4 separate regions of the Homo sapiens genome follow, and all the other regions are linked to region 3. Evidence: chromatin loops called from intact Hi-C (ENCODE). Cell type or tissue: dorsolateral prefrontal cortex. All regions are shown on one strand. Links, peaks and the distances in the headings refer to the core of each region. The heading gives the core; the rest is flanking DNA. Region 1 has its middle 78 kb from the start of GAREM1. Region 2 has its middle 24 kb from the start of MEP1B. Region 3 overlaps GAREM1 (GRB2 associated regulator of MAPK1 subtype 1). Region 4 has its middle 33 kb from the start of MEP1B.

Region 1 (7,863 bases), core at 1,024-6,023, 280 kb before region 3:
CTAGACAGTAGGAGCCACAGGACTTGGTAATCGAGCAGATGAGGTGGTGGTCAGGAAGAGAAGTGCCAGCGATGACAAAGGAATGAAGGGGGTATCACACCTGGATAAGGGCTTTCAGAGGGGCAATAATGAGTTCACTTTGTGTCATGCTATGTTTGAGATTCCTGAAGAAAGCCTGCTGCAATGCACTACCTAACCCCAGGGGGATGCCAGTCACATAGACTACCATGAGAATGACCCCCCATGGAAGGACAGGGACCAAACTATGTAAATGTATATGGTGGCTCTGCTGGGGCTCAGGAGAGAGATTCTTGTTGGAGATGAGGACTTAAGGGTCATCAGCATGTAGATAGTATTTGAAGCTCAAGAGTAAATGAATTCCTCCTACTTCTCAAAGAGAGAATGTAGAGTAGGAGGGTCAAGAACCTAAAGAAACTATTATATTTACTAAACAGATGAAAAAAGAGAAACTCACAGACAAAAGTAAGAAAGAAGAATCGGTAGGAAGAGAGAAGGCAAAGAAAAGGAGTCACCAACACCAAGGGAAGAGGTACTTGCAGTTTAGGTAAATTGCCACCAGGTGGAGTGTGGTCTCTGAGTAAGAGTCTTCTCAAAAGCAGCTGCGAGGGTGTTGGGCTGGCCAACAGATTCGCACACCTGTAGGTCTTGTGGTTCGTATCTCTTAACAGACCCATAAAAAATGGAGGAACAAGAGTTTCATGTAATAATGTAGAGAAGAAGAGCATTGATAGAGGAACAAAACTAGGTTCTAGTCTCACCTTTGCTACTCTCTAGCAAGAAAATCTTAGGTAAATCTCTTTCTCTCCCTGTCCTCAGTTTCTGCATATTCAATATAAAAAGGTTGGATTAGGTGTTTTAAAGCCCTTCCAACTATAATATTATGATGAGAAAATAACAGGCCGGGCGCAGTGGCTCACGCCTGTAATCCCAGCACTTTGGGAGGCCGAGGTGGGTGGATCACCTGAGGTCAGGAGTTCGAGACCAGCTTGACCAACATGGTGGAACCCCGTCTCTACTAAAAAATACAAAAATCAGCCAGGCGTGGTGGCGGTACCTGTAATCCAAGCTACTGGGGAGGCTGAGGCAGGAGAATCGCTTGAACCTGGGAGGCAGACGTTGCAATGAGCCGAGATCACACCATTGCACTCTAGCCTGGACAACAGAGCAAGACTCCACCTCAAAAAAAAAAAAAAACAAAGAAAGAAAAGAACAATAACAAACACATATACAGCACATATCTGGGTCTGATACTGTGTCAGGAGCTAGAGATGAAAATAAAAAAAAAAAGAATAGAACAAAGTCACTTCCTGCCATTGCAGGTCTAATACTCTAGCGGGTTAGATACACTTGTAAGCTCAGAGTCACAGCAGTGTGGCAAGTGATGTAATGGTTGTACACACTACTATGGAAGCACAGAAAAGAAGCTAACTGCTCTCAAGTCTTCATGGAGTAGGTGACCCTTGAATGAACTTTAATCATGGGTAGAAGGCTTCAAGAGATCATGGTGAAAGGAATCTTATCCAGAAGATATAGACTGTGCAAAGGCCTGGAGGTATATGACAGCGCTATGTTTTCAGTTCAATATGGCTAAAATATAAGCACATGGAGGGAAATAGATGTAACCAGAAAAGTGGACATGGACCAGAGAGGTCACTACAGGTCTTAAGTATTATAGTACATGTGTGTTTAAATCTTATTTAGTTAACAAACATTTCTATAGAGATTGTGGTATACTCCAAGTACTGTTTTAAGTGCATTATGAATATTAATTCATTTAAACCTTGCAAAAATCCTACACAATAAATACTACCATCGTCCCCCATTTTACAGTGAAGAAACTGACACAGAGGTTAAGTAACTAACCCTTGTATAAACATAAGCCTCTCAAGTGATGGAGTTGGGGTTCCAGCCGAGGCTGTCTGGCTCCCAAGCTCCTGTTCTTAACAATGCCATATGCTATAGGAGGAGAGAGCCAATTAGATTTAACTGGGAATAACAGCATCTAATTTGCATCTCAGAAAAGTCAACCAGCAGGGGCGCAAAGGCTGAAATGGAAGGAATGACATGCGGGGGAGGGGGTGGGACGCTGTCACAGTATCTCAGGTAAAAGACAACATGTGCCCAAAGCAGTGGAAACTTTGAAAAGGAGGAGACTTACAAGGTGTTTAACAAGTATTCTTTCTGGGCCTGGTGACCAATTGAATGGAAAAGAAAAAGAGCAAGAGAAATCCAAAATAACACCCAGGTTCCTGACTTAGAGGACTGGGCAAATGAGCAGATATCACATATGTGACTAACTGAAATTGAGAATAGAAGAATTTTGATCATATTGAGTTCGATATATAATAGACCATTAAAAATGTAGGGTCTGGAACTCAGGAGGAATGTCTGGATATTGACTTGGGACTTATTAAAGTGAATGGTGGGCCGGGAGCAGTGGCTCACGCCTGTAATCCCAGCACCTTGGGAGGCTGAGGTGGGTGGATCACCTGAGGTCAAGAGTTCGAGACCAGCCTGGCCAACATGGCGAAACCCCGGTCTCTAGTAAAAATACAAAAAAAAAAAAAAATTAGTGTGGTGTTGCATGCCTATAATCCCAAGTATTCCAGAAGCTAAGGCACAAGAATCGCTTGAACCCGGGCGGCAGAGGTTGGCGAGGTTGGCAAGGTTGGCAGTGAGCCGAGATCGCGCCACTGCACTCCAGCCTCAGTGACAGAGCAAGACTCCATCTCAATAAAAAAATAAAAATAAAGTGAATTATGGTTGAAGCAATAGAAATGAGTAAGGTCATCAGGAGAGAATGGGTAGAAAGAGAAGAAAGCTAAAATCAGAACCTTAATGTTGAACAAGCAAAAGAAAAAAAAAATAAGGATAAGGCTATATAAGATAGGAGGAAAGCCAGGTAAGAATGGTACCACATTTTCATTATTTAATTGTTTGGTTGTTGTTTCTAAAAGATTACTTGAAGTTGTGTGTTAGAATAGAGGTATAATATATGATGTCACATGTCTATAACTTTATAAGGTCTTTGTGGGCAGGAATCATATTCAATTCATCTGTATTTCTCCATACCTAGAATAAAACAGATCCTTGATAAATACTTGGTAAATAAATAAATCTTCTTAATTTGTAGGCTTTGACATTCTAACAGATTTAACGTTTTCTCACTTATCTTGGATACCCACACCACCTTGGCAAAAGATCTCATCCACTATTCCAAAAGATGAACAGTGTATCAATTTGGTATATCAAATACTTATTCTTAAATGTGCCCAAAAATGAATACATTAACTGTGGGTCTAAATTCTGCATCAATCCCTTAAAAAAGTCATAAGGCGTCTCACCACCCTTTCTTATGCCAAATTCAGGCAGTAAGCTTTGCAAAGACTATGGGCTCTGGAGTCAGGCAAATCTGATTTCAGCCCACAGCTCTGGCAGGCCCAGTTCTTTGATTTTGAGCAAGTCACTTGATCTTGCTAGGCCTTGGTTTTCTCAGCTGCAAAATGGTGATATTATGTACAGCATAGGGCTGCTAGGAGGATGAGATACACAAAGTCCCTAGACTGGCTGCCGTCCTAAAGTAGATGCTCAGTAAGTATTAGACCCTTTCTCCTCTTTGGCAGTATAGCAACTGAATCATATTCACTGAAAAAAAAAATTTGAATTTGTAAGAAATGCTCCCCAGAAGCTAAAGGCTTCCTCTGAGGCTTTACTCCTGCAACGTCATCAAGAGCCACCAGGTGGTGGTGGTGCCTGTTAGGGGACCCTAGGTCAGGCGTCCTTCCCAGCAGGGTAATTACCTTCTCAGTGCTAAGCATCAAATTCTATTTCTCATATGCTTCTTTCCATAGTATTTTATATACAACCTTACTAAAATAACAACCTCTACAGATTAAACATAAACCACCCCAACATGTGCATATTAATGATAATATATACAATTTGAAATAAGATTTAATGAAAAAGAAATACTTAGGTACACATCACATAACTTCCTGATTCCCTTAAATGGTTTTTAATTATTTTTTGACTTAATCTAACCTTGATTTTAATTCCCTCACATTACTTGTGATTCATTCTCATATTGGCAGAAGGCTAATAGCTTTTGGACTGTGCTTAACCTTAGAATTTGGCAAAACACTATGGAAAAAGCCCTTTGTCCTTTTCACCTGCTGGGAGATTAAATCCCCTAATTAGCAGGCTTAGAGGAGAGTCACTTCAGCCAGTACTTAAGAAAATCTTGCCCTTTGTCTGCCGTTTCAGAGCTCAGCTGTCTTGGTGCTTCCTGTATTTATCCACGCTGAAATAGAAAATTACTCACCGGTCTCTCCAAGCCCCATGACCATTGACTTCTAATCAAAACCCTGTTCCCAGAGGTCCCCTGGCTCCTGCAAGGGCACCCTGATTCTCCATGCTTGCTAACAAAGCCACTCCACAAGACCACTCTGCTTTCTTTTGAATGCTGATACAGGGTCAGGTTTGGGTTGCTTTGTGTCCTGCAGTTCTTGGCACCCTGTGCCCGTTTAAGCCCTCTGCTTATAGATGTCAAGCATGTTTCCTAAACTTTTAAGCAATTTTGAGTGCTAAAAACAAGTAACTAAAAAAAAAAAAAATTAAGGTGTCATTGTCTTTAGGGCCCTCAAACTGCTCTATGTGATGATGTAATGGTGGATACATGTCATTAAATATTTATCTAAATCCATAGAATGTACAATAGCAAAAGTGGACCCTAATGTAAACTATGGACTCTGGGTGACAATGCGCCAATCAATGAATGTAGGTTCATCAGTTGTAACAAATGCATCACCCTGGTGGGGATGTTGATAGAGGGCGAGGCTGTGCAGGGGCAGGGGAGTAAAGGTACTTTCTCTGTACTTTCCACTCAATTTTGCTATGAACATAAAACTGCTCTTTTAAAAAGTTTTTTTTTAAGAAAACCCTGACAAATAGATCTGAGGAAGGCCACGAGGAGTGGGTTTTTATATTTGTATGTCTGATCATAAAAGCTATAATAAAAGCCCATAAAAAGCAAAAAAAATAAAAATAAAAATAAAATCACGCATGGGTAAAAGGTCTGTTCCAAGTAAAAGACCAGTGGAATTTGATACATTACAGTGTGAAAAGTTCATGCATATGGTTTAATAGTCCACATTGTAACTAACTTTTAAGAAACTATCACTTGTTGAATTCTGTTATAGTCTATGAGAACAGCTACAATTACCTGAAAAAGATATTCAAATACACCTCCTTTTTCCAGCTACCTCTCTCTGTGAGGTCAAATTTTCTTCATATTCTTAAACCAAAATGACAAATTTCTGCAGAATGCAAAAGATATGGGAATCCACGTGTCTTCAATTAAGTCAGATATTGAATAGATTTGTGAGAATATAAAATAATGTCACTCTTGTAACTAATTTTTCTGGTTTTGGAAAATATACTTTCCACAAGAATATTTATGTTAAAATGTAATGGGCTTATTATTTTTAAGTAAATAAATAATTTAAAAATGTGAAAAAAAATCTTTTTTTTTTTTTAATAGTGTCACTGCTCTGACAGTTTCTACACTGTGATGTAGGTCCTGGAGGCGGCTGTGGAGAAGAAAACAGGAGGGTGTGTTTATCAGATTGTTATTAAGCACCCACTCTGTGCCGGTAACTGTTGCTGGACGAGGGGATGAATTAGGCAGATCTGGCCCCTGCCCTTGGAAATCCTGCAGTTGAAACAGAAGGGAAAAAAAATTAAACTAAGCCACCTAATTAATTACTTAATTTCACTGTGATAAATGCAAAGAAGGTGCTCTGAGAGTGGTTCCCAGGGAGCAGCTGGAAAGGGCTATTCCTCTTCCCCGTCATTCATTCTTTCCTTCTTCAACAGCAAAATGTTGAGTAGTTGAGTTAGAGCAGTAGGTATCAGAGCCGGGCACGGTGGCTCACGCCTGTAATCCCAGCACTTTGGGAGGCTGAGGCGGGCGGATCACAAGGTCAGGAGATCGAGACCAGCCTGGCAAACATGGTGAAACTCCGTCTCTACTAAATATATAAAAAATTAGCCAGGCGTGGTGGCAGGCACCTGTAGTCCCAGCTACTCAGGAGGCTGAGGCAGGAGAATGGCCTGAACCCAGGAGGCGGAGCTTGCAGTGAGCCGAGATTGTGCCACTGCACTCCAGCTTGGGCGACAGAGCGAGACTCCATCTCAAAAAAAAAAAAAAAACAGAGCAGTAGGTATCAGTCCCTCACCCGTTCACCACCCCAATCATGTTAAAAGCAGGCCTTTAAGACCCAGATAGCTGAAATGTTACTTCTGTGACCATCTTTGAACTGACACCTGTGCTGACCTCAGCTGGGCCCCTCCAAAGAAGCAATGCTGTAGTTCCAAAGCCATCCAGAAGTCAAGATGGTTCAGCCTCCCCCAGCTGCCCTCAAGCTTCTAATTTATGTACTTGCAAGCCACATGGCAAGCCAGGCAGAAGGCCATCAGACTCTTTGTCTCCACCTCTCTCCTCTGTTCGTTCTTACCTCTCCTTCCCTCCTGCCTTTCTCCAAAACGTCTTTTCATTTGGTGTGCAACAGAGAAGAGGGAGAAATGTAGAGCTATATCACATAATAGGAAATTGTATCTTGAGAGTATTTTCATCAGACTCCGTAATTGTCATCTTTTGAAAAGAACATGTGTAGGGAAATAGACATTCTCATCCATTGTTGGTGAGATGAAAGAACCTTTCAAGACAGTGATCTGCCATCTTCCAACAAAACAAAAGTATCCAAGCCATTTTGACCAAGCCATTCTACTTTTGGAGCGTTTCTTTAAGAAATCAAGAATACATCCATGAGGATATTAATTGCAGCACTATTTAATATAACAAAGAAATAGATAACTCAATGTCCATCAATTAGAGATGGTTAAATTAGGGCTCCTTTCTACAATGAAGTATTATATATTTGTCAAAAGACCAGATGGAGAACTGTATTAACTCAGTGGAAAGAAGGCTATGACACAGAAAGTAAAAACATTATTCTAGATACACTGTAGAACAGTGTTCTAGAATATCTAGAAGATACAGTGTTCTGCAGTGTATCTACTGTATCTAGAATAATCTCACATTATTTAAAAACAGAGTGCTTACGTATGTGTTTGATATGCATTATTAAAAGTCTGGAAGGCTATGCAGAGTAAATTTTACCCCTAAGGAGTAAAATTTAGGAGAAAGGAGCTTTTATTCCCTATATGAGAGAGCAGCACTTTGGGAAGCGAAGGCAGGTGATCAGTTCAGTCCAAGAGTTTGACACCGGCCTGGGCAACATGGGGAAACCCTGTATCTACAAAAAATATGAAAACTTTGCCAGGCTTGGTGATGCATGCCTGTAGTCCCAGCTACTAGGGAGGCTAAGGTAGGAGAATCACTCAAGCCTGGGGAGGTTAAGGCTGCAGTGAGTTGTGATCACATTCACTGCACTGCAGCCTGAGCAATAGAGCAAGACCTTGTCTCAGAGAAATAATAATAATTTCATTTAATTTGACTGTTGCTTATAGTGAGCATGAATTACTTATTAAGGAGAAATTAACAAACCAACATTTAAAAAAAATTTATCTGCTCTAGAACAGGATAGTAATAGTAGACTCGTCGGTCTACTTAACGTAATGTTGATGCTTATTTTATGACAGTTCAGTATTTAATTGAAAACAGCTCCTTTTTTTCAGAGCCTCTCTTTTTCCCTATACTTGGCAGTTCATATAAAATACGTATCTGGAGATTGTAGAGATGGAAAGGTAGAGAAGAAGGCACAGCAAAAGGAAAGGGATTCACAAAGAAAATAAGGACTTATCCAAATTTTTAAAAAGCCA
Region 2 (7,863 bases), core at 2,047-7,046, 110 kb after region 3:
CCCTCCCCCCACCCCATAACAGGCCCCGGTGTGTGATGTCCCCCTTCCTGTGTCCAAGTGTTCTCATTGTTCAATTCCCACCTATGAGTGAGAACATGTGATATTTGGTTTTTTGTCCTTGCGATAGTTTGCTGAGAATGATGGTTTCCAGCTTCATCCGTGTCCCTACAAAGGACATGAACTCATCCTTTTTTATGGCTGCATAGTATTCCATGGTGTATATGTGCCACATTTTCTGAATCCAGTCTATCATTGATGGACATTTGGGTTGGTTCCAGGTCTTTGCTATTGTGAATAGTGCCGCAATAAACATACGTGTGCATGTGTCTTTATAGCAGCATGATTTATAATCTTTTGGGTATATACCCTGTAATGGGATGGCTGGGTCAAATGGTATTTCTAGTTCTAGATCCCTGAGGAATCGCCACACTGTCTTCCACAATGGTTGAACTAGTTTACAGTCCCACCAACAGTGTAAAAGTAAAAGTGTTCCTTTTTCTCCACATCCTCTCCAGCACCTGTTGTTTCCTGACTTTTTAATGATTGCCATTCCAACAGGTGTGAGATTGTATCTCACTGTGGTTTTGATTTGCATTTCTCTGATGGCCAGTGATGATGAGCATTTTTTCATGTGTCTGTTGGATGCATAAATGTCGTCTTTTGAGAAGTGTTTCTTCATACCCTTCACCCATTTGTTGATGGGGTTGTTTGTTTTTTTCTTGTAAATTTGTTTGAGTTCTTTGTAGATTCTGGATATTAGCCTTTTGTCAGATGAGTAGATTGCAAAAATTTTCTCCCATTCTGTGGGTTGCCTGTTCACTCTGATGGTAGTTTCTTTTGCTGTGCAGAAGCTCTTTAGTTTAATTAGATCCCATTTGTCAATTTTGTCTTTTGTTGCCATTGCTTTTGGTGTTTTAGACATGAAGTCCTTGCCCAGGCCAAGGGTACAAGTTTTTAACAGCCCTGTCCTTTAAGATCCCACTGCCAGGCTGGGTGCGGGACACACATCTGTAATCCCAGCAATTTGGGAGGCCAAGGCATGGTGCATCACTTGAGGTCAGGAGTTCAAGATTAGCCTGGCCAACATGGTGAAACCCCATCTCCACTAAAAATATAAAAATTAGCTGGGTGTGGTGGCGCACATCTGTAATCCCAGCTACTCTGGGGGCTGAGGCAGGAGAATTGCTTGAACCCTGGAGGCAGAGGTTGCAGTGAGCCGAGATCATAGCACTGCACTCTAGCCTGGGTGACAGAGTGAGATTCTGTCTCAAAAACAAAAACCACTGCAAAAAATCAAGATCCCACTGCCAAAAGGCCAAAAGGGATGGCTGTTGGAAAATTAATTACATCAAGATGGCTACAACAGAACATGGCCAAAGTATTTGAGAATAAAACATCAGAGGAAGTAGCATCTCGGAGAAAATCTGCTGTAACTTTTCCAATTGCTCTGTAAAGAAGATACTTCTCAATCTCTTTCTTAATCATCCATTATGCTGAATTTGGCTCTATTGAATATTTCTTCATTTTAGAAACTCTTTATGTCCTATTTACCCTGAAACCTCTCTCCCTTTTTCTCGAACCTTGCTGAATTCAGCCAGATTGGCAAACATGCCATATTCTTTTTATGATCTCAGTAGCTAGCAAGATACCTGACATATGGTAGGTACTCAACAAATATTTGCTGAACTAAACCAAACCAGGTCATGCCTTGACAAAGCTCCAAGAATTCTTACTCAGGTTCTTCCTCTGCCAGACCCTTGCCACATCTTCCCACACTACATTCATTCACTCAGTAAATATATGTGGAATGGCTATTAAGTGCCAAGATCTGTTCTGATAAGATAGAAATGTACAGAAAAGGCTTCTTTCCATACAAGAAACTAGGGAAGCAGAGTTAAAATAGCTACCTTGGTATTAAAAAAAAATTCTGGCTGAGCACAGTGGCTCATGCCTGTAATCCCAACACTTTGGGAGGCTGACATGGGTGGATCACTTGAGGCCAGGAGTTCAAAACCAGCCTGGCCAACATGGTGAAATCCCATCTCTACTAAAAATACAAAATTAGCCAGTGGCACACACCTGTAATCCCAGCTACTTGGGAGGCCGAGGCATGAGAATTGCTTGAACTGAGGAGGTGGGAGTTGCAGTGACCTGAGATGGCACTATTTGCACTCCAGCCTGGGTGAGAGAATGAGAGTCTGTCTCAAAAAATAAATAAATATAATAAACAATTTTAATATATATAGAGGCTACCATAAAGGAGCTACTCTACATACTCATTTTTTGAGATCAAATTTACTTGATAAACTTAATTTTATGATTACATAAAAGGGCAAAAAAAAATCTTTTCTGAGAGCCAAGGATACAGCAAAACAGGCAAAAATCCCTGCCTTGATAGAATTTACATTTCAAAGTAGGACACAGATAACTAAAATATAGAGCATGGGAGAAGGTGCTAAGAGATGTGGGGGAAAAAATAGGTTTATTAGGATTTGACCAGAGAAACAAGACCATTAAGAGGTATTCACAGTGGTGGGCTGGAGCTGGCTAGTACTGGCCTGAGAGAGCTATCAGCATCTTCTCTCTTCTCCCCATTCAGTGATGTCACATTGGTGGCTTGAAATTGGCCATGGTAAGAATATTTATACCAGGAAAATTGGCAAATGCTACAAATTAGGGTTTTTTTTTTCTTTTTCCAGAAAGCTGGTTGTTAAACATTTATCCGCATACCACAAACATAAACATGTGTAATGGCTTATTATAAGGACTTATTGTAGGGATTTGCCTACATGCAAATGTGGGGGCTGGTTAAACAGTCTATATGGAGGCTATTGCTTCTGTGTCAGGCACTAGTGCCTGAAATCAATAGGGCAGGTAGTCAAGAAAGGAAGATGGGCTGGGCGCGGTGGCTCACGCCTGTAATCCCAACACTTTGGGAGGCCAAGACGGGTGGATCACGAGGTCAGGAGATCGAGACCATCCCAGCTAACATGGTGAAACCCCGTCACTACTAAAAATACAAAAAACTAGCCAGGCATAGTGGCGGGTGCCTGTAATCCCAGCTACTCGGGAGGCTGAGGCAGGAGAATGGCGTGAACCCGGGAGGTGGAGCCTGCAGTGAGCCGAGATCGCGCCACTGCACTCCAGCCTGGGCGACAGAGCTAGACTCCATCTCCAAAAAAAAAAAGGAAGATGGTAATGAAGTAAGGGAAGCAAGATGGAACCTACACAGCTGAGCTGTAAACCAAGAGGATTGACTGGACTTCTTATGGCTCTCTCACCGTCTCTAAGCCTCCAATTTTGGTGATATGGAGGGTGGGAGGAGGCGTATTGAGGGAGAAGCTGGCCTCCTTCACCATGGAGCTAAACACATCTCTCACCTAACAGTCTGAAAAACTAAAGGAAGATCCAGCTAGAGCTAGAGGAGTGGTCAAGGGTCCAGCCACTGCCCTGTGCCAATCAGGCGAGCCAACAGGTAGCAACAATGCACTGAGCTGCACTAGTCTTCTAAGTGTAAAACAAGATGGTGGTTCCTTCAATTCTGCCTTCTAAGCATGTGAGACACATATCTGTGGCCCATGTGACTTCAGAGCTCTCCAGGGAAGAGAATCTGGGAATGATAACTCCAGCTCAGCTAAGTTAGCACAATATTCATCCACCATGGTTAAGAGAGGGAATAAAGAGTGTCGGGGGAAGGGTAGAAATATTCAATAGGATTGTCAGGGAAGGATTTAACAAGGAGGTGACATCTGAGTAATGATATGAAGGAAGTGAGGGGGCAAGCTCTGGGGATTTTTATGGGAAGAGAGTTCCAGCCATAGGAGATGGCAAATACAAGGCCTTGAGTTGTGAACACAACCAACATGTTCAAACAGCAGCAGGGATAACAGTGTGGCTGGAGGGAGCAAATGAAGAGAGTAGCAAGAGGGGAGGTCAATTTGTTTGAGTGCAGTAGAGAGAGGGAAGGGCTTGTAGGACATTCCAAGACTTTGGCTCCTACTCACTGTGGCATAAGGATCCACTGGATGATTTTCGAGCAGGGGAATAACAAGATCAAATGAGTCTTAGCAGGATTATTCTGGCGGCTCTATTGGGAATACACTGAAAGATTGACAAATGCAGATTATGAGGTTATTGCAGAAATCCACAGGGGAACTGAGGACAGCTTAGACCACGGGAGCCACAGTGGGGATGGTACAGAGAGGTCAGATCCCAGGAATATTTTGAAGGTGAAGTCCATGGAAATTTGAACTGGATGTGTAGTATCAAAGAAAAAGAGGAATCCAGGCCGGGCACGGTGGCTCACGCCTGTAATCTCAGCACTTTGGGAGGCCGAGGCGGGTGGATCACGAGGTCAGGAGATCGAGACCATCCTGGCTAACACAGTGAAACCCCATCTCTACTAAAAATACAAAAAATTAGCCTGGCGTGGTGGTGGGCACCTGTAGTCCCAGCTACTCAAGAGGCTGAGGCAGGAGAATGGTGTGAACCCGGGAGGCGGAGCTTGCTGTGAGCCAAGATTTTGCCACTGCACTCTAGCCTGGGTGACAGAGCGAGACTCTGTCTCAAAAAAAAAAAAAAGAGGAATCTAAGCTGAATCCAAGTTTTAGAGCTAAGCAACTATACCAATAAAGTTGCTATTAAATAAACCTGGAAAAGCATAAGGACAACTAAGCTTGGATGGGATAGGAGGAGGTCAGGAGTTCAGTTTCGACAAACTAAGTTTGAATTTTCTCTTAGACACCAAATTGGAAATGACAGTTGGATCTATGAAGAGGTAAGTACAGGCTAAAGATACCAATTTGGGAGTAACCGCATGCAATGAGAAATATTTAATGCCACAAGATTGGATGAGATCACCAAGGCATGAACAGAGAAGAGAAGGTACAAGGACTGGTCTCCACTAAAAGTTCAGGGACATGAGGAGAAACAAGCAAAAGAAACTAAGGGACTGAGCAGAGAGGTAGGAGAAGAACCAAGAGCTTAGTAGCCTCTGACTCCAGTGACAGAAGAAGGAGGAGGTGATCAGCTGAGTCAGGATGCTGCAGACAGGTCAAATTAGACAAGAACTGAGAGCTGTTTGTTGGATTTACCAAAATGGAGGTCTTTGGCTACCTTGTTAAGGACAATTTAGGCAGACTAGAAGCCATAAAAGCCATACCAGCATGAGTTCACATGAGAATGAAACAGAGAAGTTAGAGACGATGAGTACAGACAATTCTTTTGAGGTGTAAAAGGAAGGACAAAAATGGAACATGAGCTGGAAGGCAGAATGGGGTCAAGGGTTTTGGTTGTGGTTGTGGTCTTGGTTTTGTTCAAACTAGGAGAAATAATAGTATGTTTGTATACTGATAGGAATGATCCACAAAGAGGCTGGATTTTATGAAGGACAGAGGGAGAGGACAATTGCTGAAGCAATGTTATTTTAGGAGGTGAGAGAGGATGAGATCTGTTCCACTGTGGAGGGGTTGCACTCTGAGAAAAGTTACTTTCATCCATAGAAGACCAAGCACTTGAGGTCAGCAGACCGAGGTGGATAGGTAGGTAGGTGTGTGGGTAGGGAGATTGTGGAAGTTCTCTTATTATTTCTAACCTCTCATTTCTATATAAATGGGGTAAAAGTATCACCTGAATAGGGTTTTGGGAGAATTAAGTAAGTTAATACATATAAACACATAGGAGGGTTATAGTGAATGTTAGCAACTATTAGATATTATTCCATGTTAGTCTGGGTGACCTAATTTGTTCTCATGGTTTCGGTGACCTCCTATCCTTAACCTTCACATTCAAAATCCAATTCCTGCTGGACGTATCTCAAAATCAACTCATTTAGAACCCAATTCACTTTGTTCCTCCTAGGGAAAATCTATCTCCTGCAAGCTTCTCTCTGTTAATGGCTCCTCCCACTACCTGGGCACATCAATAGGAACACCTGAGTTTTCTGGATCTCATCCTGTCCTTCATATTCACACCTAAGCCATATCAAGCGTGGCTCATTCTTCCTCCTCAACATTTTGGAAACCCCCTTCTCTCCTCCCCCACCCATCATCCCTACCACATTATCCTTTCAGATTCTCAGCATCTCTCTCTTCTGGACTTTGGCCTCCTAACTGGCTCCTTCTGTCAACATGACCCCCTCTTCTGTATGTACAGAATGGTCTGTCCAAAATGCAAGACACCGTGTCACTTTCTGTGTTCAGCCCTTCAGTGGCAGCCTAGAAGCTGCAAGAGTAAATGCAATCTAGACAGCATGGCGCTGGAGGTCTTCCATCTATATTTATAACTTTGCCTAGTTGTAGATCTCCTGTCCCCTCCAACCTTGTACTCAATATGCCAATTATACCAAGTGTTTACAGCTTCCTTGCACAGTCCTCCCCAAAGCTACATCCCCAAACTGTTTTGTTTTGAGACAGAGTCTAACTCTGTCACCCAGGCTGGAGTGAAGTAGCGTGATCACAGCTCGCTGCAGCCTTGACCTCCTGGGCACAAGAGATCATCCTACCTTAGCCTCTCAAGTAGCTGGAACCACAGTTGTGCACCACCACGCCCAGCTAATTTTTAAATTTTTTTAAGAGATGCAGTTTCTCTGTGTTGCCCAGGCTGGTCTCAAACTCCTGAGCTCAAGGAATCCTCCCACTTCAGCCTCCCAAAGTGCTGGGATTACAGGCAGGAGCCACTGTGCCCACCCTCTCAAATTGCTTAGTGCCTCCAAGCTAATGCTTAGTTGTCCTTTAACTCTTGGCTTAAGCACCATCTCCTCCGGGAACTCTTCCTGACCTCCAGCTTGAGCCAAGTGCCCTTCCTCAGGGCTCTCACAACATCACATCCAAAACCCAGCACATGAGGGCTCCATGACTTAGTTGATATGTATTAGATGAACTACATTTAATTGATTAAACCATGTTAGATGACATCTTGAAGTCCTTTCCAGTACTATGATATTACAACAGATATTTCTGTTTTGGTAACAATTTTATTGAGATATAATACGCATACCATGTAATTCACCCTTTTGAAGTATACAATGAAGACTGGCTTTTAGTATACTCACGGCGTTAGCTGTCACCACAACAATTTTAGAGCATTTCATTGCCCCCCTCCCCAAATGCTTCTACCATTTAGCAGTTTCTCCCTCGTTCTTCACAGTCTCTCCAGCCCTGTGCAGCCCTAATCTACTGTCTGTCTCTATGGAGTTGCTTCTCATGGACATTTCATATAAATAGAATCATATAATATATGGTCTTTTGTGTCTAGTTTATTTCACTTAGCATAATGTTTTCAAGATCCAGCTATCTCATAGCATATATCAGTACCTCATTTTTTTTTGCCAGAGAATATTCCATTGTATGGATACGCCACATTTTATTTATCTCTTCATCAGTTGATGGACTTTCAGGTGGTTTTCAATGTTTGGGTATTGCAAATAATGCTATTATGAATATTCTCATACAAGTTTTTATGTGAATATATGTTTCATTTCTCTTGTCTATATACCTAAGAGTAGAATTACTGGGTCATATTGAAATTCCGTGTTTAGGCCATGCGCGATGGCTCACACCTGTAATCCCAGCACTTCGGGAGGCCCAGGCGGGCGGATCGAGACCATCCTGGCTAACATGGTGAAACCCCGTCTCTCCTAAAAATACAACAAATTAGCTGGGCGTGGTAGTGGGCGCCGGTAGTCCCAGCTACTTGGGAGGCTGAGGCAGGAGAATGTCGTGAACCTGGGAGGTGAAGCTTGCAGTGAGCCGAGATAGCACTGCCGCACTCCAGCCTAGGTGACAGAGTGAGACTCCATCTTAAAAAAAAAAAAAAAAAAAAAGAAAGAAAGAAATTCCATGTTTAAACTTTTGAGGAACTGCC
Region 3 (7,863 bases), core at 1,305-6,304:
TTATTTCAGTTGTCTGAATATGCCTTTCTAGAAATATGCCTCATTGACTAAAGAGGATGAAGTTCGAGAAAGAACAGAACTCACCGTTTCTACCTCTTTAATAAATGAGCTTTCTGTTTAGCTCTGCATTCCTGATTTGCAATGTGAATACCAAGGAGACTTGTATCAACACCAGAGTAGTGGTGTCTCATGTTTGATGATAATTGAAACACTGAACATTTTAGAAAAGAGACAGACTTAGGCCAGGCACGGTGGCTCACGCCTGTAATCCCAGCACTTTGGGAGGCCGAGGCGGGCGAATCACCTGAGGTCAGGAGTCTGAGACCAGCCTCAACATGGAGAAACCCCATCTCTACTAAAAATACAAAATTAGCCAGGCGTGGTGGTACATGCTTGTAATCCCAGCTACTCGGGAGGCTGAGGCAGGAGAATTGCTTGAACCTGGGAGGCGGAGGTTGCGGTGAGCTGAGATCGCGCCATTGCACTCCAGCCTGGGCAACAAGAGCAAAACTCAGTCTCAAAAAAAAAGAGATAGACTTACTCTGAAGGAGCAGGAGGAGAGAAGTATGCTAGCGGTGGGGCAGCTGGGAAGAAAAGCTTTAGGCCGGGGAATTGCTCAGGAAGCGAGGCTTTGGGTACTCCGTGTATCCGCACTGTGCTCATTGACCCTGTCATCAACAGGACTTTGGTTCCAGGAGTTTCTCTGTGAATAGTCAAGGTACTCATAACCTGAAATTAACTACACATAGGCAGAGATCACCGTCATCTGCAATGGACGGTAACACCCACCTCAAAACAGAACGCCAGCTCTTCACTGAGCGTGAGGGTTGGAGGTTCATTCCTGATAATACAGGGGCCCCTCTCTCCTTGTGTTGCCAGTGGAAGTCCAGTCATAAACATTACATTGGAAATAAATAGAAAGGCTTTAGTCCATTAGGCACAGTATAGTCCTTTAGATCTTCATTTTAGAATAGTCATTACTCTGGGGTGTGCTAGATTAAAGCCACAGCGCTTCCTAGTTCAGGAATACTGTCACTGTCATTTTCACCATGACACTGTGTCAAAGGGTGGTGGTAGAGTTGGTGGTGGTCATATGTGGCAGGTCTTCTGGTGCCTTTTTTTCCCCTAGATTGACTCAGGGTCACCAAAAAAACTTAACATTCAGCCCAAATGACTTGTCAGTAATAATTTCCACATAAACATATAAAAGATATTCTATGGTATATGGGTTTTTTTAAGTGCCTTTTTTTTTTTTTGTATTTTTTGTGACATTTCTTAACACCTACCAGGCATTCTGTGTGACATGTTCATGCCAGGAGTGACAAATCCCCAAACTCTGCTATCCCCAGGATAGTAATAACAAGGGATAGCTAAAATGGCAGTCCCTACATTTTAGCTCGCAGGCTCATTAAATATAGATGGAGAGTGGCACACAGAGTGTGTAATGTGTGGGGCTGGCCCACAGGAACTGGTGTTTAGGTGTGGTGGGCAGTAAAAACTAAACCAGAGAAAGGGGCAGGAAAGCACAGGGTGTGCTGGGGGGACACTGAGTCCACCACTTTGCATGGACCTGCGTGCCCATATAGACTAGGAGCAGTGGGAGAGATTGCTAGAAAGATGCGTGGGAGCCTGGTCGCACAGAGCCTTGGGTGGCAGGCAGGGGAGGCCAGCCTTTATCCAGGAATCAGAGGGAGCCGTCGGAGACAGCGAGTAACATGATGAGAGCCACATGCTGAGGCTTCCAGAAGGGATGTGCTGAAAATGTTACACTTAAAAGCTAAATTGAATATGAAGGAAAACTGGAGATAGGGTGATTGACCGTCTAGTCTTAAAAATTGCCTTTTATTGACAGATAAAATTCATCTAAAGCACAGCTACCTTCCTCCTGGATATAAATATCCTGCATGAATCAAATCAAGAAGCAAAGAGTAATAGAACTGTTACTGTTCTAAGAGTAAGAGATAGGAACTAAGATGGTACAATAAGCCCTCACTCTGTCACTTCTGAATCCCAGAACGCATACAGCCCACCATAGCATGTAATTCTTCCCTTAAGATGCAGAGAAATAGGCCATCATCGGAGCGGCCACCCATGCAGCAACAAGTTGAAAATAATAATGCCACTTGGAGATGTGTCTGTGGAGTCCTCAGCTGTGCCCACCTGCCGTGGGCTGCCCCTCACCTGCCTGGCGTAGTGCAAGCCACTCACTCTGTGCCTCAACAGAATGACACTCAAAATTCTTGTCATGAATGGAGTACCTTTAAAGTCATCCTTTAAAACAACAACAACAACAAAACACCTTTCTCTAAAGTGAGTTTCAAGTAAACCTAATTCTTTTACCTTGACCTCACATAACAACACCCAGACTGCCCTCCCATCACAACAGAAAAAAATCCCTGGCCTCATATTCTTGTTTCATCACTGACAACTTCCCATCTCCTAAAAGTAAGAATCAGTTTGTTTCTCTCTCTCTCTCTCTTTCTTTCTCTCTCTCTCTCTCACACACACACATTAGTTCTTTAACTCCCTTCAGGAGTCATGTGGCCACCCCAAAAGCTCTATGTGTCTCAAATTCTGTCTTGAGCATCAACCATAAACACTCCCAGTTGGCCCTGGCTACCTCCTCACCAGGCCCTTTAGCTTAGAAATGCTTCTCTTCACTACTGCCCTCTCCTCACCATTGTGGGAAACCTATTAGCCCTTCAGGAGTCCCTAGTTTTGAAGGTGGCAGAACCAGCTCTAAGTGACCTTGGGTACCTGGGGTTGATTATAAGTACAGGAAGAGGGGAGTTCGGGAGTTCCTTTAGGTCAAATTCAACTACAAGTGGCTTCTTTTCTGAGTTTATAAACCTAAGTCAGCCAACTATTGTAAATTAAAATGCATATTGTAATTGACATCTGAGCATATTATAATTGACATCCCAGGTAAGTGTTTCCTAATGAAACGTCATATTTAGTGGCTAATTCTAAAATTTTGAAAGTGCTAAATTGAATCCAGCATTAACCATGTTTTCCTCATGTTCCACTCTAATCCAATATTGGGAAGTAGCTAAGTATTTATTTTAAAATTGAAAAGTTAACTGACAGAGTCCTTATCGTCTCACATTTTCCATGCGCCCTATTTCTATAAACATAAATAGAACCAAGCACATCTGTAATAAAGTGACAGCCATCCACCCTAAATTCTATAGATATTCCCTAAGAAAGAAACACATCTGGCTACCGTGCAGTTCACTAACAAGACAGAAGGAAGATGAACCAAAGCCAGAAAGCGGGGTGGCCCAGCCTGAGCTCCGGCATCCTGGTTGGTTCTCAGCCTCTTAAGAAGACCCGCCTGGCTAAGGAGGGTGGATCACCTGAGGTCAGCAGTTCGAGACCAGCCTGGCCAGCATGGCGAAACCCCCTTTCTACTAAAAATACAAAATTAGCTGGGTGTGGTGGCGCATGCCTGTGATCCCAGCTACTCAGGAGGCTGAGGCAGCAGAATCGCTGGAACCTGGGAGGCGGAGGTTGCAATGAGCCAAGATCATGCCATTGCACGCCAGCCTAGGCAACAAGAGTGAAACTCCGTCTCCAAAAAAAAAAAAGACCCCAGAATGGTGCAAGGGTCTTTCCTGGGCCAGCCCAGCCAAGCATTCCTCTCACGTGATTATCCAAACTTCATTTCCTCCCGGGCATCCTTTCTGCAGTCATCCACCACCTTTTTAAAAGCTCACAAGGGGAAAGCCTGCGTCTATTGTGGAAGAAATCTGCTGCTCCGAATATTTTCTTTTAGTCTAAAGAGCTTCTCCAGATGAAACCGTTCCCTTTCACCAACCCACTGGGCCCCAGTAACCAGGGCTGTGGGTCCTGCAGGTAGGAGCAGTGATCCCCAGCCCCGGGAAGAAATGCAGTTGATAAGACTTTTTAAATTGCTTCCATTTCATTTAGAGTTGGGTTTACTGGGCTACCCATAGCCATGAGTCTTCTTAATGGCTGGTTTTCTCTGGCAAGTGAATCAGGCCAGGGATGCGAGGTAGAGGTCCCGGGTGTGGTGTAGATAGTAGGAGATGCAGTGTGATAACATGAACCCATTTCATTTCCGCTTAAGCAAACTCAATACCAAAGCTAATAGGAGCTTGCTGTTTCATTGTCTTATCCCAGAGCTGCTTGGCCAGAAAGGAATTGAAAGTGAAGGTGAAAAACTTGGTGGGAACATAGCCTAAAAGTAGACAAGGTATGCATTTCAAAGCATAGCATTTTTGACAGAGTCAGAATTGGCTCTGTTAATATTTTTACCTCTATAGCTTAGGGTAGACTAGCAGAGCCAGGTATAAACTGCCCCCTGCTGCCTGACACGTAGAAGTACATGAAAAATGTCACTTCATTAGTAATTATATTCTGAAATGCCTGCAAGGAATGGAAGGCAAATTAGGGGAATGGCAGGCAGTCTCAGAGAAGCCATGGACAGCACAGATCAGCTAGATCCTCTCCAGTGTGAAGACGAAGGAAATGTGAGAGAGCTGGAAGCAGCTCTTATAAAAAGTACTTTTTGGATGTAGAGAGCCGCTTCATTACTCCTTCTGCAGCCTTGTCAGTGTGTGGACCATGGTCAGGTAGCATCAGTATCACCTAGGAACTTGTTAGAAATGCAGATTCCCAGGCCCCACCCTGGGTCAACAGAATCAAAACCTGCATTTTAAACAAGATCCCTAGATGATACACACTCATATTTACATTTGAGAAGCCCTTGCCTGGCTCAATGTCTCATACCTGTAATCCCAGCACTGTGGGAGGCCCAGGCAAGTAGATGCAAGGAGTTCAAGACCAGCCTGGCCAACATCGTCAAACCCCGACTCTACTAAAAATACAAAAATTAGCCGGGCATGATGGCAGGCGCCTGTAATCCCAGCTGCTCAGGAGGCTGAGGCAGGAGAATTGCTTGAACTCGGGAAGCAGAGGTTGCAGTGAGCCAAGATGGTGCCGCTGCACTCCAACATGGGCAACAGAGCAAGACTCAGTCTTGAAAAATAAAAAAAATAAATTAAAAAAATTAAAAAGTAGCCCTGGCCAGGAACGGTGGCTCATGCCTATAATCCCAATGCTTTGGGAGGCAGCCTGAGCAACATGGTGAAACTTCATCTCTACTAAAAATACAAAAAATTAGTCAGGTGTACTGGCGCACACCTGTGGTCCCACCTCTCGGGAAGCTGAGGTGGGAGGATCACCTGAGCCCAGGAAGCAGAGGTTGCAGTGAGCTGAGCTGAGATTGTGCCATTGCATTCCAACCTGCGCGACAGAGTGAGACTCCATCTCAAAAAAAAAAAAAAAAAAAAAACATCCCTGAACATGACTTCAGAAGGAGCTTTAGCTCTGGACCAGGTCCAGGGTTCTCTAAGGTTTGGATCAAATTGAATTCAGCTTGAACAATGAAAAAAACACAACCTAATAGAAGAGATGAATCCTCAAGTTAAATTTGTGAATGCCTTACGTTCTTATTTTCTTAATACTTCCTCTTTATCCATCCTCACATGTCACTAGCTCTTTAACCATAGACACTTTAACTTGCCGTATTTCATATTACTTTCTATATTTCAGCAGCAGCCAGCATTTGCCAAGCAGTTTCTTTCAAAAATCATTCTGTCCCAGCAAGTGTGTGACAGGCGCCTGATTTGCTCTCTGGCAGCCTCTGTGCTTCCTATCATTCTTGTTTACTTCAATCTTCTCTCTGCCATGCTTACACCCTGCTGTTACGGTTTAAGAGTGTGACTTGAGCAAGTCTTCAGGATTGAGCTGGCGCCCCGTGGCATTGTCAGTCTGTTGCTAACCTGGAGTGTTCTTTTCTGCGCCAGGTCAGAGAAGAATGCCGGCTCCTGAACGCCCCACCTGTTCCACCCCGAAGCGCAAAGCCTTTGTCCACCAGTCCCTCCATCCCTCCTCGCACAGTCAAGCCAGCGCGGCAACAGACTCGCTCTCCCAGCCCCACCTTGTCCTACTATTCTTCAGGGCTACACAACATGTAAGTCTTCCTGCCAGGTCCCACTGCACGCTTATCTTCTCATCCACCAGTTCATGGGTTCTTGAAAGCATTTTCACGGTAGCCCTAACAGGCAGGGTGGTGGGAGAGGAAATGGCTTTTTAATTTTCTAAATAATTTTACTGAGTGAGCATGATGGGGCCCCTGTTTGTTTCGAGCTAGAATGGAAGAGCCAATGTCTTGGGAAGAAAAGATGCCACACCAGTCTGAGAAATTCAGAGGTAAAGGCCAACTAGATTCTCCTGGAAACAACCCGGGGGCTGCCATCAGTTCTCACAAGTCAGCATCTGGTTCTTTCCACTTTGACACGAGCAGACAGCACCTTCAAGCAGACAACACCTTCGACCAGGACCTAAAATGGAAAGGGTCCCATTGGCTATCTACTCTGAATTTCCATCCAGACAGGAGTCCCCTTTTGACCATCACTGTTGAGTGGTCATTTCCTTTTGTCTGGATACTTCCAGTGCTCTGAGATCATTCTTCTGCAACACAGCTCATTCCATTGTTGGCAAGTACCAATACTTAAAAAAAAACACCCTTTATTATATTGAGTTGAAATCAACCTCTGTGTAACTTTCAATCATTTCTTAGGTCTAAAGAAACAAAAATAGGTCCATCCCATATCTCTTTGTCAACTCATGAAAATTCCGAGTCAGCTATGATAGAAGTCTTCTCTTCTCCAAAAGAAACATCCTTGCGTCCCTCTACTGTTTCCCCGACATCACTGTCAGACCCCTCACCGGCCTGCTCACCCTCCTTTGAGCACACTCTAGTTTCATGTTGCTCTTAAAACCCCCCAGAGCCTAAGCTACCGCTCCACATGTGCTCATTACAGTTTAAAGTAGCTCTCTTTGCAGGTACTTTTTGTTCTCTGGACATTTAAATCTTTGCGCTAATGTTACTCGATTGTTCAGAAACTAAGACAAGGATAAACATTTTATTTGAAGGATTTCCTCCTGCCTCAGACTTTTGGGTGGAAATAGAGTCACGGGTGGTGTGATGCCATCATGTCACTGTAGCACAAGCATGGCAAGCATGCGCCACTCATTTACTATTCTCTCCTTCTACCCTCGCTCACTGCAGACATCATTCATCAATCATGGCACCTGTTGGTGCAGAGCCTACACGTGACTTAATAATTTTCCTCATCATAAAGATCCAGGCACCTATTAACAATTATTTTCTTACTAGCTGAAATATTTATTTTATCTCCACTGTAGCATTTTAAATCATTATGTACATATCTACAATTACCAATGTATTTTATTAAAGATTCTTTAAAAAAAAAACCCAGTGAAGTTAGCAGGAATTTTATTGAATTCAAAACTAACTGCGCTTTTCTACTCAGCAGTAACGTCTATAAATAACAAAAGCCTTGGGATTTGGCTTTTTTCTTTTAACTGATTTCTCCTTCTGTGTTTGCTTTTAAGCAGCGTCACTAAAACTGACACAAATCCTTCTGAAAGCACTCCTGTTTCCTGCTATCCATGTAACCGAGTGAAAACTGATTCTGTGGACCTGAAATCCCCGTTTGGAAGTCCTTCTGCTGAAGCTGTGTCCTCTCGGCTCTCATGGCCTAACCATTATTCAGGAGCATCAGAAAGCCAGACCAGGAGTGACTTCCTGCTGGATCCAAGCAGGAGTTATAGTTACCCTAGACAAAAGACGCCAGGCACACCAAAGAGAAACTGCCCAGCACCTTTTGATTTTGATGGCTGTGAGCTCCTGGCCAGCCCCACTAGCCCAGTCACTGCAGAATTCAGTAGCAGCGTCTCTGGTTGTCCCAAGTCAGCCAGCTACTCTCTGGAGAGCACAGATGTGAAATCTCTTGCAGCTGGTGTGACAAA
Region 4 (7,863 bases), core at 585-5,584, 110 kb after region 3:
TACAATAGCTACAGGTTGTACTTTATGACTTTTTTTGTTTTTTGTTTGTTTTGTTTTGTTTTGAGACACGGTCTTGCTGTGTTACGCAAGCTGGAGTGCAGTGGCATAATCATGGCTCATTGCAGCTGTGATCTCCAGGGCTCAAGTGATCCTCCCACCTCAGCCTCCCCAGTAGCCAGAACTACAAACGCACCACTGTGCCTGGTAAATTTTTTTTATTTTGATTTTTTTTTTTTTGTAGAGACAGTGTCTCACTATGTTGCCCAAACTGGTCTCAAACTCCTAATCTCAAGTGATCCTTCTGCCTTGGCCTCTCAAAGCTCTGGGATTGCAGGTATGAGCCACTGTGCCCAGCTTGTCTGGATGACTTTTATAAAACAAAATAACATCTAAGTCTCTAATTATACCCATATCAATATATCCTGCATAATCTTTCAAAAGTTTAGCCTCCACCAGGTCATTACCCTGTTCAAAGGCCTGCAGTGCCTCTGGGGTAAAGGACAGACTCTCTGAGGACAGACTCCCAGGCGTCCTCATGATCTGGCCCCTCTGCATCTCAGTCTTTTCTCCCTGTGCCACACCCTCCTGAACTGTTCTGGGCACCCTGTTCTACTCACCCTCACCTGAACACACCTTCCTGAGCCTCTGCCCCAAGAATGCTTCCCCCTCCTGTTATACAGTTATGATTCACCTTCCAAAGTCCAGGCCAATGCTAATCCCTTCTATGAAGCCTTCCTCCCTCCTCTGAGCATCTATAGCACTTATTTTTGCCATATGTTGTTGAAAGTGCATTTATAGATATGTTATCGTTTTCCAGTAAGTTATAAGTTCCTGGAGACAGGATGATACCACACCCTTTGCCCCATATCCATAGTTTTTACCCTACTGCTGGTCTGAAAAATTATGATTTTACTAAAATATAATTTCGATTTGTTGGAAGTTTAACAAAAGCTACGTTTTAGGTAGTATCTATCTATATGGTTTATTGTAAATAACATTTCCTTTTAATTCAGTAATTTCCCACGTTCATGTGGTTCAGTGCTTAGCTTTTGGACTTCTTATTGGATAGGTTAAATTTATAACCAATCTTTATTAAATGCCTCCTCTGGGCAAGGTATGGAAATATGATCATTCAGACAAGGCATTGACTCTTACGTCATTTGCCTTCTAGAAATCCAAAGTTTCACGATTATGTTATAAAGGCTGCTGTTCAAATCACTAGGACATGTAGACGTGGTGATAGTATAGATCAAACTAAGGAAGGGGGCTGGGCATGGTGGCTCACACCTGTAATCCCAGCACTTTGAAAGGCCGAAGCAGGTGGATCACCTGAGGTCAGGGGTTCAAGACGAGCCTGGCCAACACAGTGAAACCCCGTCTCTACTAAAAATATTTTAAAAATTAGCCTGGCATGGTGGACGGCGCCTGTAATCCCAGCTACTCCGGAGGCTGAGGCAGGAGAATTGCTTGAACCTGGGAGGTGGAGGTTGCAGTGAGCTGAGATCATGCCACTGCACTCCAGCCTGGGCACAGAGTGAGACTCTGTCTCAAAATAAAAATAAAAATACAAAAATTAGAGCCGAGCATGGTGGCTTGCACCTGCAATCCCAGCACTTTGGAAAGCCAAGGCGGGTGGATCACCTGAGGTCAGGAGTTCGAGATCAGACTGGCCAATATGGTGAAACCCCATCTCTACTAAAAATACAAAAATTAGCCAGGCGTGGTGGCACGCGCCTGTAGTCCCAGCTGCTCGGGAGGCTGAGGCATGAGAATCACTTGAACCCGGGAAGTGGAGGTTGCAGTGAACCAAGATCGAGACACTGCACTCCAGCCTGGGCGATAGAGCGAGACTCAGTCTCAAAAAAAAAAAAAAAAAAAAAAAATTAGCTGGGTTTGGTGGCTCGCGCTTGTAATCCCAGCTACTTGGTAGGCTGAGGCAGGAGAATGGCTTGAACATGGGAGGCGGAGGTTGCAGTGAGCGGAGATCACGCCATTGCACTCCAGCCTGGGCGACAGTGAGACTCTGTCTCAAAACAAACAAACAAAAAAACAAAACAAAAACTAGGGAATGGGACCTTGAGTTTCATGGACCCTTGGGTACAGCAGGTTAGCTCTGAGAAGTGGCAGAGAGGTAGACATTCTCTTCTCCCTTTTGCCCCTTTATGATCCTCTACACTGTGTTGCAATATTCCTCTGCTACTGTGTCCACACCTTCCATTTTCCAAAATATGTATTCTGTTTCCCTTCAGTTCAGCAGACATATATTAAGCACCCACTATTTCAAAGGCATAGTAGAAAGCACTGGTTTCCTGATTCATCAATTAATGCTACATATTATTATAACGTATAATATAGATGTATATAGTCTATAATAATATATGGATTTCTATATGTATATTTTTATAAGCAGAGTAGAGTAGCAACTTAGTGAGGTTCTAAAGTAAATATGTTACATGAACCCCAGAGAAAGTAAAAGTACTCTTAAGAAGTCCTGGCCGGGCGCAGTGGCTCACACCTGTAATCCCAGCACTTTGGAAGGCCGAGGCAGGCAGGCGGATCACCTGAGGTCAGGAGTTGAGACCAGCCTGGCAAACATGGTGAAACCCTGTCTCTACCAAAAAAAAATTACAAAAATTAGCCGGGCATGGTAGCGTGCGCCTGTAATCCCAGCTACTCAGGAGGCTGAGGCAGGAGAATCACCTGAACCCGGGAAGCAGAGGTTGCAGTGAGCCGAGATCGTGCCACTGCACTCCAGCCTGAGCAACACAGCGAGACTCCGTCTCAAAAAAAAAAAAAGTTCTTAAACAGCCTATAAAAGCACGCCATAAAAGGTACGAAGGACGTGAGGCCACCTCAGGAAACAGCCAGCTCGCGACTGCACAGGAGACTCATTCTGGGGTTAACGCTTCTCAAGAGTGAAATTGATGAGTCTTTGCTGTGTATATGCATTTAAGTGTGTGTGCCTGTGCTTTTTTCTAGGGCAAACAAAATTATAAGGATGTGCGCACCAAATACAATAAATCACGGTCTCTTTCTCCTTTCCCGGTTCTAATTGCCCCAATAAACCCGCTCTCCACTCTCCAGCCTGCCACATTCCCCGCTGTTCGGTCTTTGAATGGTCGATGCGTAATGTCACGGTTCTAAGCTGCCACCTTGTGGCCATCCCACGTGTGTGTTTTAAGCAGCCTCTTCAATGTGCCGCTTGCCTAGCTCTACTTGTAATTTGATGCGGTTCCTTTTGCTTTCTGCGTTTTGTGCTTCCTTCCCCCAGAGCTGCTAGTTGTCCTGTCGTAGATTCACGAAACTGGATTACAATACTTGACATCATTCAGGATAACAAGTATACCAAGAGCTTAAAATTATGGCAGAGTTGCACATTGCTTTGAACTCTAGTAGACACCATTATATTTTTCTCCCAAAATACTTTGTAATATTTATTTTAAATCCCCAGTATCCGAAAAGCAACAACGAATTCCTTTCCCAAGCATTTATTGAGCACCTATTAGCCACTGCCTTTGGGAGTTCCCAGCCTCATGAGGCGACATGTGGGGCCATGTGGCAATTGCAAATAATGCAGGTGGACCGCTGTACAGGGGGGCCTGGGAAATCACTCTAGAATCTCTCTGAAGGGGTCAGCAATGCCTTCACAGAAGAGTCCAGGCTGAAGCTTAAGCCTGCAGGTCAGAGGGCCAAGCTTGGAGACAGGTTAGACATCCCAGACAGAAGGAAAAGCAGCACTATTTTGGTGAGGAAGTGCACGCATCATTCTGGGACTTGATCCCCAGAGCTTTGCCAGCCCAAACAGCACTCCAGGTGCTTTGAAGAATGTATTTATGCCAGGCACAATGGCTCACACCTGCAATCCCAGTGCTTTGGGAGGCCAAGGCAGGAAGATCACTTGAGCCCAGGAGTTTGAGACCAGCCTAGGCAGCATAGTAAGACCCTGTCTCTACTACAAATTTTAAAAATTGGCCAGTCATAGTAGCACATTCCTGTAGTCTCAGCTACTTGGGAGGCTGAGGTGGGAGGATGGCTGGAGCCCAGGAGTTTGAGGCTGCCATGAGCTATGAATGAGCCACTGCACTCCAGCCTGAGCAATAGAGTGGGACTCTGTTTCAATTTTTTTAAAATAATGTATTTAAACATTCTTAAGAGAACTCCTCCCTTTTTACCCAAATAAAATATACTGAACCATAAGGGCTTTCTGAATCAGTTTGACCAACCACTGCTATTACCCAATATTTGTGCTCTCTTCCCTTAATAGTTTTTCCATTTCACAATTACTTATTCTAAAGCAATACTAGGTCTTTTCACAGCCTGTTCACTCTTGAAACTGGACTGCAAACTGGCTGACACTGATGTCCCCAAGAAGCCACTGAAAAAATGGACTTTTGGTACCTAGTAGCAGAGGAAAGAGAGAGGAGAAGAAAGCTCTTGTTTTCTCTTGTCTCAACAGTACATGCCCACAGATTAGCTCAGAGATGGATAACTCATGGGCAGCAAACCCGAGCCTTAGACACTATAAGGGGGCCACACCTTGTGGCAAATGTTATCTGTATAGTAATAACATCCCACAAAAATAAGAAATATGGCTCAAATGTATCTAAAGGTTGGGTGATTAATAAATTAGAAATCTATTTAGAGTTGTTAGCGGATTCATAGGACTGTGTATTTCCCCAATCGTTAAAAATCGGCTACTCTGAGCCTTCCACAGAAGACAATTAAAAAATCGGCTACTCATCATGTAGAGAGGTCTGAGAAATATTGTGAGGTTCAAAATTTTACCATGCTGGACAAGACAAGAAGCACTAGTTTAGTTTTGTACAACACTTTTGTCTAGTTAATGCCTACTCTTCCCTCAGATCTGGCTTTAACTGGAATCTTTTCTGTGACCTCCCTGACGTAACCAAATTCTGCTATTATATGCTCTCATAGCATCATAGCACTTAACACACTTGGAGTTTTAGAGTTGTGAGCCATATTTCTTATTTTTATGGGATGTTGTTACTATACAGATAACATTTGCCACAAGGTGTGGCCCTCTTATAGTGTCTAAGGCTCCTAAGGGTTTGTGAGTGTGGATATAGAATATCTCTCTCCCACTACTGTAAAACATCATACGGGCAGGCCTTATGTCTTCCTGATCAATATTGTCTGTCCAGGGTTCAGCACAGTTTCTAGCACACACTAATAACTCACTCAATGAATAAGTACAATAAGCTAAAAGTTCCTGTGTCCCAGTCCTAGGAGATAAATCCAGGGATGACATGTCAAAGTAAACCATCTAAAGGTCTTGGTGGCTGGTAGCTATCTCTAGAGACCTAGACCCAGAAGTAGGTCTCCTAGGAGAGGAGACCCAGATATGTAGAGGAAGGGGAATGTGGAGCTCATAAATGTATCCTGCCTAACAGCCAAAGTCAGGGGCAATTCCACCTTTTATGGACAGTTCTCAGTGTTAAGAAAGAGCATTAGATTGGCCGGGCGCGGTGGCTCACACCTGTAATCTCAGCACTTTGGGAGGCCAAGGCGGGCGGATCACGAGGTCAGGAGATCGAGACCATCCTGGCTAACACAGTGAAACCCCGTCTCTACTAAAAATACAAAAAATTAGCCGGGCGTGGTGGCGGGTGCCTGTAGTCCCAGCTACTCAAGAGGCTGAGGTAGGAGAATGGTGTTAACCCAGGAGGTGGAGCTTGCAGTTAGCCGAGATTGCACCACTGCACCCCAGCCTGGGCGACAGAGTGAGACTCCGTCTCAAAAAAAAAAAAAAAAAAAAAGGCCTTAGATTAGGGTTCAAGTTCTGGATCTACCTACCATCAACCTGGCATACAACCTTGGATTAGACATCTAACCTCATCAACCATGAATCAGATTCTTAATCTGTAAAATGGGGATGATGTCTGCCCTATCTACATCATCATTGTGAAAAACAAGCAAAATCATGGACCCTAAAGTACAGTGAAATTATAGAGTATTCGAGAAATATAAGGGTGGCATTTTTTTCTAAATACAATAAGTCCTCAATGTCATCAATAGGTGCTTGGAAACTGCAACTTTAAGCAAAACAAAACCAATTTTACCATAGGCTAATTGGTATAAACAAGAGTTTAGTTTCTTGTGGCATTTTTCTGGTCACAGAAACATCACCAAACTTCTAAATAAAGACACAAAACACTTCTAATATTAAACATTGAAATAAATGTGAGCTATATATACCTTTAAGAAATATTAATAAAAACAAGTAGCATAATTACCCAATTTTTGGTGAATCAGTGAGTGATGGGGGTTGCAATAGTGGTGGATTAAATCAAGGAATAAATGTTCGCAAAGCAAAAAATATCAGAGTACTTCCTACCACTATGCAGCTCAAAAACAATCACAGACATGGCAGGCTCAATAAGCACTTTTGTCCTGCATCATTTATTTTCATGCATGTATTAGTGTGTTCTCACACTGCCATAAAGAACTGTCCAAGACTGGGCAATATATAAAGGAAAGAGGTTTACTTGACACACAGTTCTGCAGGGCTGTGGAGGCCTCAGGAAATTTACAATCATAGCAGAAGGGGAAGCAAACATGTCCTTCTGCACAGGGCGGCAGGAAGAAGTGCCAAACAAAGGGGGAGGCCCCTTACAAAACCATCAGATCTCATGAGAACTCACTCACTATCACGAGAACAGGATGGGAGAACTGCTCCCATGATTTAATTATCTCCACCTGGTCCTGTCCTTGACGCATAGGGATTGTTACAATTCAAGGTCAGATTTAGGTGGGGACACAGCCACATAATATCAATGTATTTATATGATTTTCATATATTTTGTGAAGTTTTATTTTACCATCATATGTATTCATACCTTTATTCATTTTCTAACCCACTTATTTCAGTTCAGGCTCACAGATGGCTGGATTCTCTTCCAGAAGCTCAGGGTGCAAGGTGGGAAATGACCCTGGAGAGAATGTAATTCCATTACAGGACACGCTCACAGACACCCACATACTCACTCCAACTGGGACCATGTAGACACACCAATTAACCTAATGTGTACAGCTTTGAGATTTCGGAGGAAACTGGAATATCCAAAGAAAACCCACTCAGACATGAGGAGGATGTACAAACCCCACACAGACAGTAGTCCCCATTGGGAATCAGTTTTTTCTTTCTTTCTTTCTTTCTTTTTTTTTTTTTTTTTTTTTTTTGAGACGGAGTCTCACTCTGTCACCCAGGCTGGAGTGCAATGGAGCGATCTCGGCTCACCACAACCTCCACCTCCCGGGTTCAAGCAATTCTCCTCCCTCAGCCTCCCAAGTAGCTGGGATTACAGGCATCTGCCACCACACATGCCTAATTTTAGTATTTTTAGTAGACACGGGGTTTCCATGTTGGTCAGGCTGGTCTCAAACTCCTCAGGTGATCCACCCTCTTCGGCCTCCCAAAGTGCTGGAATTACAGGCAGTTTTTCCACATTACAACGAAACCATGTTGAACAAAGTCATGTTATTTGAGGCCCTGCTGTGCTGCTTTTTTATGATTCTCCTCTTCAGCTTCTCCTAATTTATAAAATATGATTTATCTTTTCTTTTTAAACCTTCAGTTTTTTCCCATTTCTTTTTTTTTTTTTTTTTTTTTTTTTTTTTGGCTGCACAATCACGGCTCACTGCAGCCTCAACCTCCTGGGCTCGAGCAATCCTCCCACTTTTGCCTCCCAAGTAGCTAGGACTACAGGTGCACACCACCACACCTGGCTAATTTTTAAAAATTTTGTAGAGACAGGGCCTTGCCATGTTTCCCAGGCTGCTTAAGTTTCTATAGTTTTTCTGGATATTTGTCTATCTGTTAACTTTCATTGATTATGCATCCTA

The links. Hi-C counts contacts between places; a loop is a spot of excess contacts. Peaks named below come from ENCODE experiments on the same cell type or tissue, not always from the same donor. Only the 100,000 strongest peaks of a DNase experiment are listed, where the experiment ranks them.
Region 1: a loop joins it to region 3, with 5 times the contacts of the local background. A loop is called at or near these places in 92 of 110 quality-filtered maps.
Region 2: it touches region 3 in a loop (2.4-fold over the local background); 54 of 110 quality-filtered maps call a loop at or near these places.
Region 4: a loop joins it to region 3, with 4 times the contacts of the local background. A loop is called at or near these places in 53 of 110 quality-filtered maps.

What each region holds. Positions count from the first base shown.
Region 1 is chr18:32,545,342-32,553,204 of GRCh38, reverse strand. No RefSeq gene overlaps it. Among named protein-coding and RNA genes, the nearest start is that of GAREM1, 78 kb to the right of the region's middle. RefSeq lists an enhancer at 4,117-4,670. In dorsolateral prefrontal cortex, for the core only: a CTCF peak has its summit at 3,773 (motif pointing right); a DNase peak (open chromatin) is centred at 3,774.
Region 2 is chr18:32,162,040-32,169,902 of GRCh38, reverse strand. No RefSeq gene overlaps it. Among named protein-coding and RNA genes, the nearest start is that of MEP1B, 24 kb to the left of the region's middle. In dorsolateral prefrontal cortex, for the core only: no CTCF peak of the experiment used is centred there; no DNase peak of the experiment used is centred there.
Region 3 is chr18:32,268,352-32,276,214 of GRCh38, reverse strand. GAREM1 (GRB2 associated regulator of MAPK1 subtype 1) reads left to right here. Exons shown (of 6, transcript NM_001242409.2): 5 at 5,832-5,998; 6 at 7,447-7,863. Among named protein-coding and RNA genes, the nearest start is that of MEP1B, 82 kb to the right of the region's middle. In dorsolateral prefrontal cortex, for the core only: CTCF peaks have their summits at 4,119 and 4,318 (motif pointing left); no DNase peak of the experiment used is centred there; H3K27ac peaks cover 516 bases.
Region 4 is chr18:32,153,498-32,161,360 of GRCh38, reverse strand. No RefSeq gene overlaps it. Among named protein-coding and RNA genes, the nearest start is that of MEP1B, 33 kb to the left of the region's middle. RefSeq lists a silencer at 3,130-3,179. In dorsolateral prefrontal cortex, for the core only: CTCF peaks have their summits at 2,921 and 3,136 (motif pointing left); a DNase peak (open chromatin) is centred at 3,130; H3K4me3 peaks cover 966 bases.